2 separate regions of the Homo sapiens genome follow, and region 1 is linked to region 2. A link is an interaction called in ENCODE POLR2A ChIA-PET data of the cell type or tissue named here. Cell type or tissue: A673. All regions are shown on one strand. Each heading gives the region's core, and the rest is flanking DNA. Links, peaks and the distances in the headings are about the cores only. Region 1 holds the start of ZNF844 (zinc finger protein 844). Region 2 has its middle 22 kb from the start of ZNF20.

Region 1 (2,907 bases), core at 238-2,737, 54 kb after region 2:
GCAGTGAGCCGTGATCGCGCCATGCACTCCAACCTGGGCGACAGAGTGAGACCTTGTTTAAAAAACAATTTTTAGCCGGGCCAGGTGGCTCACGCCTGTAATCCTAGCCCTTTAGGAGGCCGATGCGGGCGGATCACCTGAGGTCAGGAGTTCAAGACCACCTTGGCCAACACGGTGAAACCCCGTCTTTACTGAAAATACAGAAATCAGCAGGGCGTGGTGGCGTGCCTGTAACCCCAGCTACTAGGGAAGCTGAGCAGAAGAATCGCTTGAATCCGGGAGGCAGAGGTTGCACTGAGCCCAGATCGTGTCATTGCACTCCAGCCTGGGCAAAAAAGAGCGAGACTCTGTCTTAAAAAAAAAAAAAAAAATTGTAAGAAAAAAATATTAAAGAAAAATCCCTAACTATAAGCCTTCGGGGAGACTGATTTGAGTGCTAACTCTGTCTCCGTCTTCGGCGTTGCGTGGTCCATCTCGTGTCAAACATTTTCTTTACTGCAATGCCCTGGTCTTTCTTTTTGCAGCACAGGCAGGAAGAACCCCTCAGGCGATTACAACAACAAAGCATCTAGTACACATTGATCATGATGTGAACAAAAACACGACAGCAGTTGCCAAGCTCTAAGCCACAGACAGCAGGGAAAACATTTATCCGCTGTCACAAGTTCTCCACGCTAGGCCAGGCGCGGTGGCTCACGCCTCTATTCCCAGCACCGGGCCTGTTTAAGTTTTAACAGGAGAAAGGGGGCACTGAGGGCCTCACAGCGCAGCTCCTCCCGCACGAGCCCCACACCCAAGGCGGGATTGCCCCCATGACCCTCCCGTGGCCCCGCACAATATGGAGAGGCTCCGGGCTGCGGGCGCGGAGCTGTCCAGAGAGGGCTCCCGGGCTGGGGCCGCAGTCGCCGCGCGGCGACGAGACAGGGCGCCCAGGGGTCCCGGCTGCCGGCCCAGCCGCACCCGGCGGCCGAATGGACCGAAGGCCGAGCTGCGCCAGCGGGGCTCGGGCCCCAGACCTCGAGTCGCCGCGGGGAGGTCCGGGTCCCGGCACAGCCGGTTCCAGCCAGTTCCAACCAGCCTCCGCCTACCCTCCCCCAAGTCTCGGGACTCCCAGCGGGGGCTCACACTCACCATTTCCTGGCTTTCAGGTGACTCCCACGTCCAAAGCAGTCACAACACAGACGACAGGGCGACAGAAGTATGGCGGTGGCAACCGGTCCCTCTCAGAGCAGGAAAAACGGGGTGCCAACCTCACCCGGCGGGAGGGGCCAAAGACTGAGGCGAACGGCAATGTGACCCGCGGATAAACAGTTGGCCGGGCCCCACCCCGGCGACTCTGATTGGGTGGAGCGCCAGGCCCCGCCCCCTGCATCCTGAGTGACAGCAGAAGTCCTGGGTAACAGGGCCAAGCAGAGCAGGACTGACCGCTTCAAGCCACAGTCCAAGGTCAAGTTCCCTCTCTACGCCCTGCTCTTTGAAAATTTGCATTTCGGCCAAACTTGCTCGTCTTAATTACTAGAAGTGGCTCTGTCAATGGTCTGTCCCTGCTTCTTCGTCCTGCACAGTGTCATAAGTGTGTGCAGGGAGTTCCAGACTCTATGTTTAATAGAGGTGAAAGCAATTAAAATATTTTATTCCAAAATATATTTATTTGGCAATTTCGAATGGCTGCAGCTTTGCCCTTGCACAACTGTCTTCTGGGGGGTGAAATTTGCGTCTATGGAGTATTTCCATTAGTGAAGCCATGCCCCCTCTCCCCTTTTCCCTTTCCCTGATCCGGGAGAAATTGAGAGTCTGACACTTTTAAAAGTCTGGAAAGCCGGGCGCGGCGGCTCACGCCTGTAATTTCAGCACTTTGGGAGGCCGAGGCGGGTATATCACCTGTGGTCGGGAGTTCGAGACCAGCCTGGCCAACATGGTGAAACCACATCTCTACTAAAATACAAAATATTAGCCAGTCGTGGTGGCGGACGCCTGTAATCCTAGCTATGTGGGAGGCTGAGGCAGGAGAATCACTTGAAGCTGGGAGGCGGAGGTTGCAGTGAGCCGAGATCATGCCACTGGACTCCAGCCTGGGCAACAAGAATGAAACTCCGTCTCAAAAAAAACAAAAACAAAAAAAGTCTGGAAAGAGGCCAGGCAAGGTGGCTGGGGCCTGTAATACCAGCACTTTAGGAGGCCAGGGCAGGAGAATCACTTTGGCCCAGGAGTCGAGGGCTGCAGTGAGCTGTGATTGCACCAGTACACTCCAGCCTGGGCAACAGAGTGAGACCAAAAAACAAAATAAGTAAGAAATTCTGGTTTTGCTTTTTTTTTTTTTTTTTTTTGAGATGGTGTCTTGCTCTGTTGCCCAGGCTGGAGTGAGTGACGCGATCTCGGCTCACCGCAAGCTCCGCCTCCCGGGTTCACGCCATTCTCCTGTCTCAGCCTCCCGAGTAGCTGGGACCACAGGCGCCTGCCACCATGCCTGGCTAATTTTTTGTGCTTTTAGTAGAGACGGGGTTTCACCGTGTTAGCCACGATGGTCTCGATCTCCTGACCTCGTGATCCGCCCGTCTCGGCCTCCCAAAGTGCTGGGATTACAGGCGTGAGCAACCGTGCCCGGCCAGAAATTCTTAAAAGAAGCATTTTGCATCCATTCTCTCTGTGGGAGTCTTCATCTATGTTGTGGGTGAGTGGCTACTATCTGGGCCAGTGGCGCAAGGGTAAAAGAATTTATCAAGACTGGCCGGGCGATGTGGCTCACACCTGTAATCCCAGCACTTTGGGAGACCGAGGCGGGCGGATCACCTGAGGTCAGGAGTTTGAAACCAGCCTGGCCAATGTGGCGAAACCCCATCTCTACTAAAAATACAAAAATTAGCCGGGCTTGGTGGTGGGCGCCTGTAATCCCAACTACCCAGGAGG
Region 2 (2,907 bases), core at 106-2,605:
ATGAAGAAACATAAGGAAATTATAATTTACAATACTGGCTCCATCAGTATTTTGGTTCATTGTGAACTGTTTTATGTATTTGGTGCATATGCAATATTTTCAGTTTCTACAATGCAAACTCTATAAAGAAATAAATCTCAGTGCATGTTGAATTGCCAGCAACAACTCGTTGAATGTAATTTTTTTTTTTTTTTTTTGAGACGGAGTCTTCCTCTGTCTCCCAGGCTGGAGTGCAGTGGCGTGATCTCGGCTCACTGTAACTTCTGCCTCCCGGGCTCAAGTGATTCTCCTGCCTCAGCCTCCCAAGTAGCTGAGATTATAGGCGCACACAGCCACGCCTGGCTAAGTTTTTGTATCTTAGTAGAGATGAGGTTTCACTGTGTTGCCCAGGCTGGTCCTGAACTCCTAAGCTCAGGCAATCCTCCTGCCTTGGCCTCCCAAAGTGCTAGGATTACAGGAGTGAGCCACCGCACCCGGCTGCTAATTTTTATGTTAATATTTTTAGTAAAGACAAGGTTTTGCCATGTTGCCCAGAGTGGTCTTGAACTCCTGGCCTCAAGTGAATTGCCTGCCTTGGCCTCCCAAAGTGCTGGAATTATAGGCATGAGCCACTGCAACCACAATTAACTTTCTTGAAATCCCTAAAATTCTCAGGAAGGATATAAAATAATTATTATGCAAAAAGTATATACTGAAAGACATCAAAGTAAAGGGTAATAAATGGAAAGATGTCATATATCCTTAAATAAAGACTGAATATCACCATAAGGTAACCTGTTTGAAATACATCAGTGGGCCGGGTGCAGTTGCTCACCCCTGTAATCCCAGCACTTTGAGAGGCCGAGGTGGGCAGATCACCTGAGATCAGGAGTTAAAAGACCAGCCTGGCTAACATGGAGAAATCCTGTCTCTACTAAAAAATACCAAAATTAGCTGGGCGTGGTGGTGGATGCCAGCTACGCGGGAGGCTGAGGCAAGAGAATCGCCTGAACCCAGGAGGCAGAGGTTGCAATGAGCTGAGACTGCACCACTGCACTTCAGCCTGAGCAACAGAGCAAGACTCCGTCTCACAAAAAAAAATAAAATAAATAAATAAAATAAGGGTTTTTTCACTGGTGTGTAACATGATTATTCTCTACTTTCCTCTTATGTGAAATGTTCAGAAACAACACAAATATTTTTAAATTGTCATCCATGGACCCTGTGAAAAAATGATAACCATTAAAAACTGCATCGATGTGAGAGAAAGGATGAAGAAATATACTCTACAATAAAGAACAAATCGTTGATAATACTGTGAATTGGAGAAAAAGGGTTAACGTTTGGAGATTTGGGGAAGAAATTGAAAATTTCCTAACATTACTACAAGAGTTAGGCTGGGGTCACAGGGTTGAGGATTTGAGACCCTGTATCCCATAGATGAGGAAAATGCAGGGATAAACCAGTCCCCATAGGCAGTGTGAAGAAATTAAGAGCAGCAATTGGACCAAAGTGTTTGTAGTGCACTAAGGTTCTACCTAAGGAATCGAAACACAACTAAAATGCAATTCTTCTAAATTTTTCGATAACAAACCACAAACCACGACTGGGTGATTCTCATTCATAAATCACCATATGTTCAAACTGTTTAATTTTTAACAGTGCCTCAGTTTAATTTTTTGTTTACCTATATATTGTAAAGGACATTACAAAGGATATAGCTGAACAGCCAGATGAGGATGATAGAGCAAGATGTGGAGTAGGGGGATACAGAGCCTCCCTGCTCTCTCTGGGTGTCCCACCATCCCAGCCTCGCCATGTGTTCAGCAACCCAGAAGCTCCCTTTTTTTTTTTTTTTTTTTTTTTTTGAGACGGAGTCTGGCTGTGTCGCCCAGGCCGGAGTGCAGTGGCGTGATCTCGGTTCACTGCAAGCTCCGCCTCCCGGGTTCACGCCATTCTCCTGCTGCAGCCTCCCGAGTAGCTGGGAGTATAGGCGCACGCCACCACACCCGGCTAGTTTTTTGTATTTTTAGTAGAGACGGGGTTTCACCATGTTAGCCAGGATGGTCTCGATCTTCCGACCTCGTGATCCGCCTGCCTCGGCCTCCCAAAGTGCTGGGATTACAGGCGTGAGCCACCACCCCCGGCCCAGTTTAACAGGAAAAAAACGTACTGGGGGCCCCAGGGACCGCAGCTCCTCCCACACGAACCCTACACCCAAGGCAGGACTCTCCTTATGTCATGTGTGGCCCCCGCACAGACGCGAGGTTGCGGGGGCGGAGCTGCCCACAGAGGGCTCCGGGACCGCAGTCACCAGGCAGGGACGGGACAGGACGCCCAAGGTCCCGGCTGCTGGCACAACCCCACCTTGCGGCCGAGGAGACTGAGGGCCGAGATGTGCCAGAACTCGGGTCCCAAACCCTGAAGTCGCCTGCAGGGGGCCTGGGGTCCCGTCACAGCCGGTTCTGGCCGTTTCCACCCAGCCCCTGCCGGGTTTCGGGTAGCTGGCCCCAAACACTCACCATTTCCAGGCGTCCTGGCTTATCTCTCTAGGGCTCCCGTGACTAGTGCAGGTCACAGTGCAGGCGACAGAGCGACGGCAGTTGTGGTGTAGGGACCTGGTCCCTTTCACAGCGGGAAAGACTGGATCCCAATCTCAGTAGGCAAGGTCACCAAGGTGAGAGCGGGAATGCGTCCCCACCTTCCCAGGACAGACAGTTGGCAGGGCCCCGCCCCAGCACTCCTGATTGGACAGAGGTCCAGGCCCCCATCCCCTCATCCCAGAGTGACAGTAGAAGCCCTGGGTAACTGGACCTGGGGAGCAGAAGTGAGGGGTTCTAGCCACCATCTAAGGGCCAGCTCCCTCCCTACAACTTGGTCATTGGATATTTTCATTTTAGTGAAATTTGCTCCCGAATTTTAGACAGG

The links. Peaks named below come from ENCODE experiments on the same cell type or tissue, not always from the same donor. Only the 100,000 strongest peaks of a DNase experiment are listed, where the experiment ranks them.
Region 1: POLR2A ChIA-PET joins it to region 2 with 5 read pairs; 8 of 35 experiments call an interaction of 5 or more read pairs at or near these places.

Annotation. Positions count from the first base shown.
Region 1 is chr19:12,063,101-12,066,007 of GRCh38, reverse strand. ZNF844 (zinc finger protein 844) reads right to left here and starts at 1,277. Exons shown (of 4, transcript NM_001136501.3): 1 at 1,132-1,277. The coding sequence starts at 1,134. RefSeq lists a silencer at 833-1,012 and an enhancer at 1,103-1,192. In A673, for the core only: no CTCF peak of the experiment used is centred there; a DNase peak (open chromatin) is centred at 1,327; H3K4me3 peaks cover 722 bases.
Region 2 is chr19:12,117,201-12,120,107 of GRCh38, reverse strand. No RefSeq gene overlaps it. Among named protein-coding and RNA genes, the nearest start is that of ZNF20, 22 kb to the left of the region's middle. In A673, for the core only: no CTCF peak of the experiment used is centred there; no DNase peak of the experiment used is centred there.